Regions from separate parts of the Homo sapiens genome. Here region 1 is linked to region 2. A link is an interaction called in ENCODE POLR2A ChIA-PET data of the cell type or tissue named here. Cell type or tissue: GM12878. All regions are shown on one strand. Links, peaks and the distances in the headings refer to the core of each region. The heading gives the core; the rest is flanking DNA.

What was found. Peaks named below come from ENCODE experiments on the same cell type or tissue, not always from the same donor. Only the 100,000 strongest peaks of a DNase experiment are listed, where the experiment ranks them.
Region 1: POLR2A ChIA-PET joins it to region 2 with 5 read pairs; 2 of 35 experiments call an interaction of 5 or more read pairs at or near these places.

What each region holds. Positions count from the first base shown.
Region 1 is chr18:4,230,195-4,235,591 of GRCh38, forward strand. The region is part of intron 1 of DLGAP1 (DLG associated protein 1); the gene reads right to left. Among named protein-coding and RNA genes, the nearest start is that of DLGAP1-AS5, 32 kb to the right of the region's middle. RefSeq lists an enhancer at 3,205-4,122. In GM12878, for the core only: no CTCF peak of the experiment used is centred there; a DNase peak (open chromatin) is centred at 2,658.
Region 2 is chr18:4,382,852-4,388,248 of GRCh38, forward strand. The region is part of intron 1 of DLGAP1 (DLG associated protein 1); the gene reads right to left. Among named protein-coding and RNA genes, the nearest start is that of DLGAP1, 70 kb to the right of the region's middle. In GM12878, for the core only: no CTCF peak of the experiment used is centred there; no DNase peak of the experiment used is centred there.

The DNA of each region.
Region 1 (5,397 bases), core at 61-5,060, 150 kb before region 2:
AGTACAACCACAATGGAAAACAGTTTGCCAGTTTCTCCAAATCTAAAAATAGAGCTATTATATGACCCAGCAATCTCACTGCTAGATATATTATGCAAAGAAAGTGAATTCGTATTATCGAAGAGATATCTGCACTCTGCACTCCCGTGTTTACTGCAGCACTGTTCACAATAGACAAATTTTGGAAACAACCTCAGTGTCCATCAACAGATGAATGAAGAAAATGTGGTATATAAATACAATGGAGTACTGTTAGCCATAAAAAATGAGATCTTGTCATTTGCAACAACATAGATGGAACTGGAGGTCATTATGTTAAGTAAAATATCCTGGCACAAAAAGACAAACTTCACATGTTCTCACTTATTTGTAGGAGCTAAAATTAAAACACTTGAGCTCATGGAGATAGAAAATAGAATGATGGTTGTCAGATGCTGGGAAGTGGAAGGTGGGGAGGAAATGGGGATGGTTAATGGGTACATAAATAGAAAGAATGACTAAGATCTAGTATGTGACCGCAAAACAGGGTGACTACAGTCAATAATAATTGTACATTTTAAGATAACTTAAAAAGTATGATTGGATGGTTTGTAACACAAAGGATAAATGCTTGAGGTGATGGATACCCCACTTACCCTGATGTGATTATTACTCATTGCATGCCTCTATCAAAATATGTCATGTATGCCATAAATAGATACACCTACTACATACTCCAAAATTAAAAATAAATAATTTGAAATAAAACAAACAAACAAAAAACCTAAAAAGCAGCGCTGTGGTAGCTGTCCGTGGTACTTGTCCACAGTCCTGAATAGGAATCCACTTTGGTTTGTTTCAATACTTGCTCAAATTTATACAAATTAATTTCAAGATTACCTACCAGGTAGTTTTTTTCCTTCTTATTTATTGTCAGAAATATTATCTCTTGAGAAGAAATAAATGTCATATTCAGGAATATTATAATTATTCAACTTATATAAATATTTACATGAAATCTCAAACACGCATAAATTTTTCCTTATATTTAAGCATATTTAAAATATGACCTGGAAAGACAAAATGCTTGCTGCCAATAAAGCATTTTCTTATGGTGTTTGCTCTCCATTAGCCCCCTTTCCAAAATCAATTTTCATACTTCTCTGCCCTGCTCTGGAAGCCTGGGTGGCTGATCTCTAGGACAGCCTGCCAAGCTAGCTGGGTTTTGATTGGATTTTGCCTGTGGGAAGTAATGGCAGTAAAGCAAGAGATTATCAGATAGGCTGAGAGAGAAACTGGGGTATTTCCTCCCTGCACCTTCACTGCTTTGGCAAAATTACTGTGAAGCAATTAGATTTTTAAAGACTACCACTCCCACTGTGTGATCTCTCTGTTAGAGCTCTAGCCCTCCCTGGGGCTTGCTTCTTCCTTTGTTTTCAGTTCTATTTTTTTTTTAATAACTCATTCCTACCATTTCTATTCTCTGGATCCTCCCATATCCTCTATTTCTTTCCTTAGTAAACAAATTCTTTATTTTAAAAACTTTCTTCATTTAAATCATCTGAGTAAATCCTCTTTCCTTCCAGGACAATGAATGATTCAGAAGGTGTTTAAATCAAAGCTAATGTATCTAATTGAGAGGAAAGAATATTCATAGAGAAGAAATGAACATTAAATGTCTACAAGATGCACACATTAGTAGGGAATATGCTATTGACACTAAGAATGAAATTCTGTGGCTATTGGTCGATGTGCAATCCCTAATAGGTTAAGCCCATTGTGTATTAATAATAAGTATTAATACATAGTTGTTCAGTTCATGTAGAACTGAATAAATTGAATAATAACTATTTCATAATTATTTGGAGTTTACTAAGAGGTGAGCTTGAAGTTTAAAGGTAAGGTATTATTAAATCACGGATTCATTTTGTCACATTTACACCTATTAATTTTACAAAGAGAAAACAATGAGCATAAAACCTACAAACTATCCCAAGAATTCCCGCCATCCAACAAAGAAACAGATGTTGGTGGTCAGAAAATGTAATGTTCATTATAGCAAAAAATTATGTGATCTCTTATTCTATTGAGGGGTCCTTAAATTTTTTTTTAAAATCACATTTGACAGAAGCTTAACTTGAATTTAAATGTGGCTAAAGGTATTCTTCTTTACATAGGAGAGAAATTAGTCAGAAGTCAGTGCACACTGGAGAGAAATTGTGAGAAATTATAAATGGTTAGACTTGTTTTCTCGATAATGAACTTTTTGCAACTAAACAGCACCTTGAAATAGTCTAATGGCTGATGTAATGAATGTGTCATTTTATGAATGAAGGTCTTAAAATTATAAAAGTGCAAGAGAATTTATAAGACAATGTTGTTGTAATGTAAAAGCCATTTTTTTGCAGAAAGAAGTGCAAGAGCCTAAAATTTACTATCAACTTTAAAATCAGACATTAAGAACAAGGAAACAAAGCTCCAGCATAACAAATGTAAGAAATTTTACACTATCTGGTTTGTGGACCTCTGGAATGTAACTCAATCCATGGTCAAGGAAAAATGCACTAGCTCCTCTCATATGGGACTTAGGGCAGCAGAAGGGACCTCACCGCATGAAAGCTAGCTTTCCCTGGAGCAAGCAACTCAAGAGACCAAGGTGAAACCGCCAGCACCTTTTGTGACCTAGCCTTAGAAACCACAGACCCTCACTTCTGCAGAAATCTTGTACACAGGTCAGCTCTCAAAGGAAACCACACAAGTGTGGGAACACAGAAGTCAAGATTATAGGGACCACCTTGAAGCTTAGCTACTGAGTAATGAGGAGAATCATGACTGCTCATGAATTTGTTAGTTTTAAAATGTTTTATTTTAAAATTATTTTAGATTTATAAAAGGTTGAAAAATTGGCACAGTCTCCCATACCTTTCATCCATCTTCCCCTCATGTTAACATTCTACATGATCAAATCACAATGATCAAAAACTAGGAAATGCTGGTACGGAGTTATGACCTAAACTATAGATTTTACTTATTTCCCCAGTATTCCCACTTATGTTCTATCCCTGGCCCCGATCTAAGCCAGAAAACAGATTGAAGTTTGTTATTGTGTCTCCTTAGTCTCTTCTAATCTGTGGCAATTCCTTAGTATTTCCTTGTCTTTCATGACCTTAAAAATTGTACATTTTAAAGCTTACTGGTCAGATGTTTTGCATAAGGTCTTTCAGTTTGAGATTGTCTGATATTTTTCTCACTAATAGGCTGGAGTTATGGATTTAGGGGGAGATTACCTCAGAGGTGAGGTGCCTTCTCATCACATAATATCACAGGGTACATTATATCAACATGATTTATCACTGTTATTGTTAACCTCGGCCTGGTTACGATGTTGTATGCTGGCTCTCTCTACTGTAAAGTTACTGTTTCTCCTTTTCCATGCTTTATTTGTTAGAAGGAAGTCATTAAGTTTGGCCAACACTCAAAGGGAAGGGAATTAAGCTTCACCTCCTGGAGGGAGTATTATCAAGGAATATGCGCATATGTTAAAACCCCCTCAGAGATCAATTAGTTTTTAATTGGAGATAAAAGATACTTTTTGATGGAGATAGAAAGCTGTATAGGAAACAGATAACATCACAGGGGATCTGAGAAAGTATTTCAACTTTATTTTGATTATTCACAGTCCATTACCATTTCTTTATTCCTATACTTATTTTAATACAAATAAACATAATACAAATGTATTCTATTTTCCTCCTGTCATGCTATACTACATCATACGTTTTTAAAATATTTTGAGAAGCATGATTTCAATATTTAAATATCTTAATTTTCACTTCTGACTCAGTTTGAGCAAAATTCCAGTCATCTATAAAAAATGACACCAAAGAACTGTCCTCCAAACACAAGCCATGTAAAGTTTCTTTTTTGCTATTTTTTTTTTTTTTTTAGTTTCTTGGATGGAAGGTCAAATAGACATTAACTATAATGGTCCCTAATGATTACTAATAATGGTACCAAGAACATCTTGACAAAGTACTGGAGAGGTTCCCAGATAGCATATTTTTAAGACAGAAAATTATGTTAGTTGCACTAAAACTCAATTTTAATTAGCCATGACACTTACATACACTTTAAAGCTGATGAAGTGCTCTTCAGACTAACAAGTCTTAATAAGCTCTGTTTAAATTTAATTTCTATTTCCATTTGACAGTAACCAAGCAAAACTTGTGATTCACTATGATGATAACACAGCAGGGTTCAAGTGCTGTACATTTTCAATATGTTCTTAGTTATGCACCCAGCCAATTTAATTTCAAATGTATAAACTCTTCTACCCTTCCTTCTGAGAACAATAATTTACTTTGAAAGATTTCTTTGGATTTTTAACTTTTATAGAAAGAATATATTAAATGGAAAATATTTTATATAATACAGGCCTTTTGTTCTTCAAATTATAAAAACAATAACACTTCTTTGAATCATATTTTAGCAAATATATACCACTAGAAGAATGACAGGTGAACAAATTTAGTGCCACTCAGATAACTGTAGTAATTATATACTATGTCAACTCTCTACAAGTCTCAGCATCAACTCTCACTACACCCATTTCAACTCACGGCAATTTGGATAGATGCTGACGTTCTTTTTTTCCTGTTTTACTTATTCACGAAAACAAATCTAAAAGAATAGTTTAAAAGAAGTAAAAGAAAGGCATGTCATAAAAAAAGGATGTGCACGTGAACCCTGAACTTTGTGTTTAAATCTTCCTTCCTTCCTCCCCTCCCTTGTTCTCCCCTTCTCTTTCTTGATATGGGAAGAAAAAGAAAATTTCAGAGATGACTTTACTTCATTTGTGAAGCTTCCTGACTTCTGCCCAGTCAGGGTTGTTCCCTTTTCTGAGCTTACCCACAATATTTTTGTCTCTCTTCGAACACCCTACTCAAACCTGTTTTCCAGCTTATTGGAAGCACATATTCTTCTGTCCCTTGGTGAAGCACTCCTTCAAATTAGAAGAATGACACATTCATTTTGTACCCTCACGGGCCCACCACATAGTGGACACCCATTAACCACTTATTAAGTTGAATTTTAGAAAAATTGTTTGATTTTAAAAATTCAAAAAGTGCATATATTCAATGGAGAAAACTGGGGAAGCACTGAGCTTGCTGCACTCCCTCCCCTCAAATGTGAGGGGTAACTGGGGGCCAGAGGAGACATCGTGAGAGTAACATCATATGAACCACTTGGGAATTGCTCATGTTGGCCTGTAAAATAGCAGTTACTCTGCAAATCAAGCTATAATCCATGAAATTATCTAAGCTTTGTTTGAACCTGCTGTTTTTTTAATTCCTAGCACCATTTGGAATAATGTGTTACATAAAAATTTCTTTGTTCATTTGTTTTTGCCAGCACTGC
Region 2 (5,397 bases), core at 186-5,185:
AAGTTGTTTAAATCAAACACGAATTTGACCCTGCAGTTCAGCAACATAGGTTAAATGGCCACACACTGGATTACTTGAAAGCCAGGGCAACTAAGAACCTTGGAAACCAAAGAATGTATATAGGGCCAGCCAGTATATCAGTAACTGTATTTAGAATTCACAGAGGATAACCAGCCATGTCTTTCCATTACATTATCTTGCCTAATAGAGGTCAAATGACTGATCTGCCTGCTAACAGAGTTTAGCAAAGGAATCAGAGGTTAATTACCTTCACTCCTTTTTACAAAAGCTAAATGTCCTAAGAATTACTGCATCATTATCCAGATAGAACAAAAGCACAAACAAAACATTAAAACATTACCTGGGGAATAATGTTCTAATATTCATCTAACTGAAAGGTCATTATCTCTAGAACTTTAACTTTTAAAATTCAACTACTGTGCAAGCATATTTATTAATGAGTAAAATAATATGTACTTAAACTCAAAATATTTAGTACATTAATGGGATTTTCATGGTTTTCATTAGCATTCATTTTCCTTTTCCTTACATAATTAAATTTTGAAAATATAATCCTAATAAAATGGGCATGTAAGATATCTCCCTCTAGTTTACTGGCAGGAGCTTGTACTAGAAACAGCATTAGACAGGGAGATAAGAGACCTGGGTTTTAAACCTATCAGTTACTGAACAAGCTCTGTATGCACTTAGACAAAACCGAGTATCCTTGCTCATTAAAAAAAAAGGGATGTTTACCTATGAGAATCAAGTAGAACTGCTTTCTGACTATGCTATGTAGAATGCGAAGTGATTAAACATCACAGATTATTATACTTCCTTTTGATAACCCACATAATATGACCATGTGACTGTTTTAAGTAACCAAATGGAGAAAACACAAATATCATGATATTGAAGGAAAGAAGCAGAATTGTTCCATCTCCATTTGAACCTACTCTACTGGCACATCTAATCCACAAGTTTGAGGATGAGATTAAGTGCAACCATTTCAATGGCTCCTACCAAATAAATAAAATAACTCTGGATCAATTATCCAGACTCAGGGAAATGGAAAAGATTAGTGTAAAACACCCTTTCACTCTGCTAATAAGATGTACAAAAGTCAAAACAGCTTCCATACACTATGGTAATGTCATAAAATGGTAAATTGAGCCATGCGACAAGCAATTTCACCCTCTCAAATAACTTTGGTCAACAGCAACGAGACTTACTCCTAAATTGAGTGCTAATGACAGAATTGAAGATATTATTCAATATTCTATCTGATGGATAATGAAAAGTAAATGTTTAACCTACCTAATATCGGCTTTATCCAAGTTTCTTAGGGTCCAGGGAGGACATTTGCAGAGCTAAATTTTCATTGTGAAGGCAACTGCACACACTAAGTCTGATTTCGAAAGATCTCTCTCTTCTCAGAGAAGTTATTAAGTTAATATGTTGAAATTTATTAGACTAGCACCTGGATCTTAGTAAGTGCTCAGCAAGTTGAGATCCTTATAATTATTATTATTACTGATCTGATAACCATCTTTGTGTTCATGTGGAACCATCCAGTCCACTTTGATGACAGAATGTAATAGCAGGGATTAGTTCATTTTCATACACCATATCTTGTTCATCAAAGGAATTTTATTTTTCATCTTTGGAAAACAGGTTGAACCTTTTAAGAGCAATAGTGTGAGTTTTCCTTTGTTATTTTTTAACATCAGGGCTAACTCTAGATCAAATACTCTCTCTATATTTCCTCGTACTAATATAGCTGAATTTACCCTATCCTCATTTATCATTTCAACAATCAAAAAGGTCAGAATGCCGACCAATCGAGAAAGACTACCTAGCCTATCTGAAGGCTAGACCCTGTAATTTCACAGGCAGTGTCTTCTCAGAATACTATTCTATTGCTTTTTATTATTAGAAAACAAACAAAAATCTATCTTATTCACTGACCTAGTAAACATGAACAACCCCAAATTTTCCATTAACTGATATTAGAAATTAGAATATCTTTGATGCTTTGTTGGATTCATCCTACATCTTTGCTTTCAAAGTTTTTCCAACCCCTGCTCCTTTTCTCTCCACTCCCTTTATCTTCTTTGCTGATTCCGAACTCCACTGTGGCTGTAATGCCTCCCTAATGCCTGCAACAGTGCCTCATTGCCATGGAAATAATCACTTTAAAAAACAATACAATACAATACAATAAGTAATAATGAAAGCTTAGGCAGGCTGTACAGTAGGAAGGGAGGGTAGACTCAGAAATAGAACCCAGACTTACTGACACTAACAGCTACTCCCTTAATGTAGTCCTTAGATCACTAAATTCCTCTCTTATTTTCACTCTCATTTTCATATACATACTCTCCGATGATCTCAGGCAGCATATAGATTTTGAATAAAGAAAATGCCAAAGTAGCAGTGAGACAATGAAACTTGTTCGATAATTATTTGAGATCATAGCTAGTGTACAACCTGTATGTTCAGGAAAAGTTAGCTCTCAAAATGCCCTCCTCAGACCCCCTGAAATCTGGGTCAAAACGGCATTAGATTGGATATTTGTTTTTCATTCTTTTTTAGTTACATCATCACAATACTTTCATTTTTTTTTCCCAAACCTTAGCAGAAAACTCTGTTGTTGATCACATCTGATTTGAGAGATGCAGATTGCTGGTTGCTGCCAGGAATAATGTGTCACATTATATAAATAAATAAAACAAGCGCCATGGGAATGAGCAGTAGGCACCTCACAGAAACCACCGGGTAGCATCCAATTGACAGGCTGTTCTAGGAAAAGAAATCTACAGATTCAGGGCTGTCACCATCCAGAGACTTCTAAAACAAGATACATAATACAAATACACACAAATATAATACATTGGAAAGTAAATTTATTTTTTTACATGTTACTTTCATTGCTTTAGTTACGAATAATTTCATAGTAGTGGTGGAGCCATGTGGAATCCAGTTAGAGTAAACATGCCTGTAAATTGGCACTAATGTTATGCTGTTGTTGAAATCACTTTTGTAGAGAATATGAACTTTCTGTAGGTATTTAGAGGAAAGCTTATGAAAGCTTTTCAAGCACAGAAAAGCACAAAGAAATATATGGAATGAGAACTGGGACTTTAAGAAGCTGCCTCAAGGATTTAGAAAATGGCCTGGTGTGGGCTAAATGAAGTGTCACATTTAAGGGTCATTTCCTCAACAAACATTTGAATGTGTTTGTGACAAGGGATTGCTGGGGGCTGGGGAAGGGGGTGGCTACAATGATAGCTATGACTTCTTCTTATGTCCCCGTTCTAATATAGCTAAATTTATCCTATCCTCATTTATCATTTTGACAATCAGAAAGGTCAGAATGCCGACCAGATCGAGAAAGACTACCTAGACTATCTGAAGGCTAGATCCTGTAATTTCCCAGGCAGTGTCTTCTCAGAATAGTATTCCATTTCTTTTTATTATTAGAAGACAAACAAAAATCTGACTATCTTATTCACTGACCTAGTAAACATGAACAACCCCAAATTTTCCATTAACTGACATTAGGGACTCAAACATTCCATCAGGAGATTACAGTCCACTGGATATGGCAAATTATCAAATATAACTATAGTCCATCATGATTAATGTCACATTAGCTATAAGTAGAAGCAAGAATGACAGTGATGTAACAGTTTTAAGTGAGCTGTAGTTGTATAGCCAGTCGACCTGTCCAAGGTCAAAGAGCTGGCTCAGAGTTAATACAGGTGATAATGGGAAAATATGGGCATGAGTTTTCTTAGGTCTATAGAGTAATGAGAAAGATCACATATGCAGAGTATTTAAAAGGAAATAGGGATATGGGCAGCAACTCTTTTAGAGACCATTACAAACTGACTGTCTGGGAGAACAACACTCTGAGGCCCAGGTATGTGAGAATGAAAATAAGCAAACAGAAAGTAGGGCTATGTTTAGAATGGAGAAGATGCTGGTTAAAGCAAAAGAAATGAGGCAAAGAAAGAAAGATAGGAGAGCATCAGGTTGCATAATAGGGGTAATTAGGGTATAAAATCTGTGGAGCATGACTGTTTGGGGTGAAAGAGAAATGTGGCCTCTATAATATTCTGAGATAAGTAAGAGTAAACTACCTTTCTAAGTCACTCGCAATGAAACAAGATTTAAGTTAGTATGGGGATGATGCTGTTATTCTTCAATATTTAGGGACCACCCATTGTGTTCTAAATACCTAAACCCTCATTGGAATTGTAATAAAAACCATGGGACTGGATGAAAAGGATAAGATGAAGAAATGAGGGAGCAAGGTTGAGTGAAAAGGTAGGCAATATCAATCAGTCAAGAGGCATTTATTAAGCCTCTATAACAAACACACCTGCACAGCATTTTTCTAGATTCTTTGGGGAGTAAAAAAAGAATTTAATAGTCTGATTGGGAAATAAGCCACATTTGAGTGAAAATAAACCACACAAGGCTATACATAAGTAATTAATGTAATAAAGATTTAAGCTGGGCCATATATGTGACCAGACGATGATTTTAAAATGTTATTATAAGTAATTGTGATGGAAGTATATTGTTTAAATGGAAATAAATACACTTCATTTTAATTTCATGACTATTATGCTGCTTATTCTAGGGCATACTTCTAATTATGTCTCTTGCTCATAAGAACAAACTGTCTTCTGCACTATCTCTAAGTCCAGTGCTTTCTCTATGACATTTTGGGGGACAACTAAGCTGTCTAGAATAAATGCACATACAGCAGAAGGGAAGAATGAAGAAGAAATGCAGCTGAGGAAGTTAAGTAAAGAAAGGCACAGGTTTGGGAGGCTGAGGCGGGCAGATCATGAGGTCAGGAGTTCGGGACTAGCCTGGCCAGCATGGCGAAACCCCGTCTCTACTAAAAATACAAAAATTAGTCGGGCATGGTGGTGTGTGCCTGTAGTCCCAGCTACTTGGGAGGCTGAGGCAGGAGAATCACTTGAACCCGGGAGGTGGATGCTGCAGTGAGCTGAGATCACACCACTGCACTCCAGCCTGGGTGACAGAGACTCCATCACACATACACACACACACACACACACACACACACACACACACACACACACTCAAAAGGCCCAGGTAATGAAGTGTCTCTTTTGCCAAGCTCAGGAAATTGGACTGTTCTCTACAGGGACTGAGTGCCTAGTGGGGAAGAATCGGGGTCAGCAGTGTGGAGGACGGAGTGGAAGCTAGGCATAAACAGTGAGCTAAAGTCATATTTAAATCTTTGCAATATTTCAAGAGACAAATGAGGCTCTGAATTAGGGTAAGGGCAATGCTAAAGAGTGTTAAGAAATGCAGCAGACAGGACACAGTAAAGTAAAACATAGAGAGGGGAAA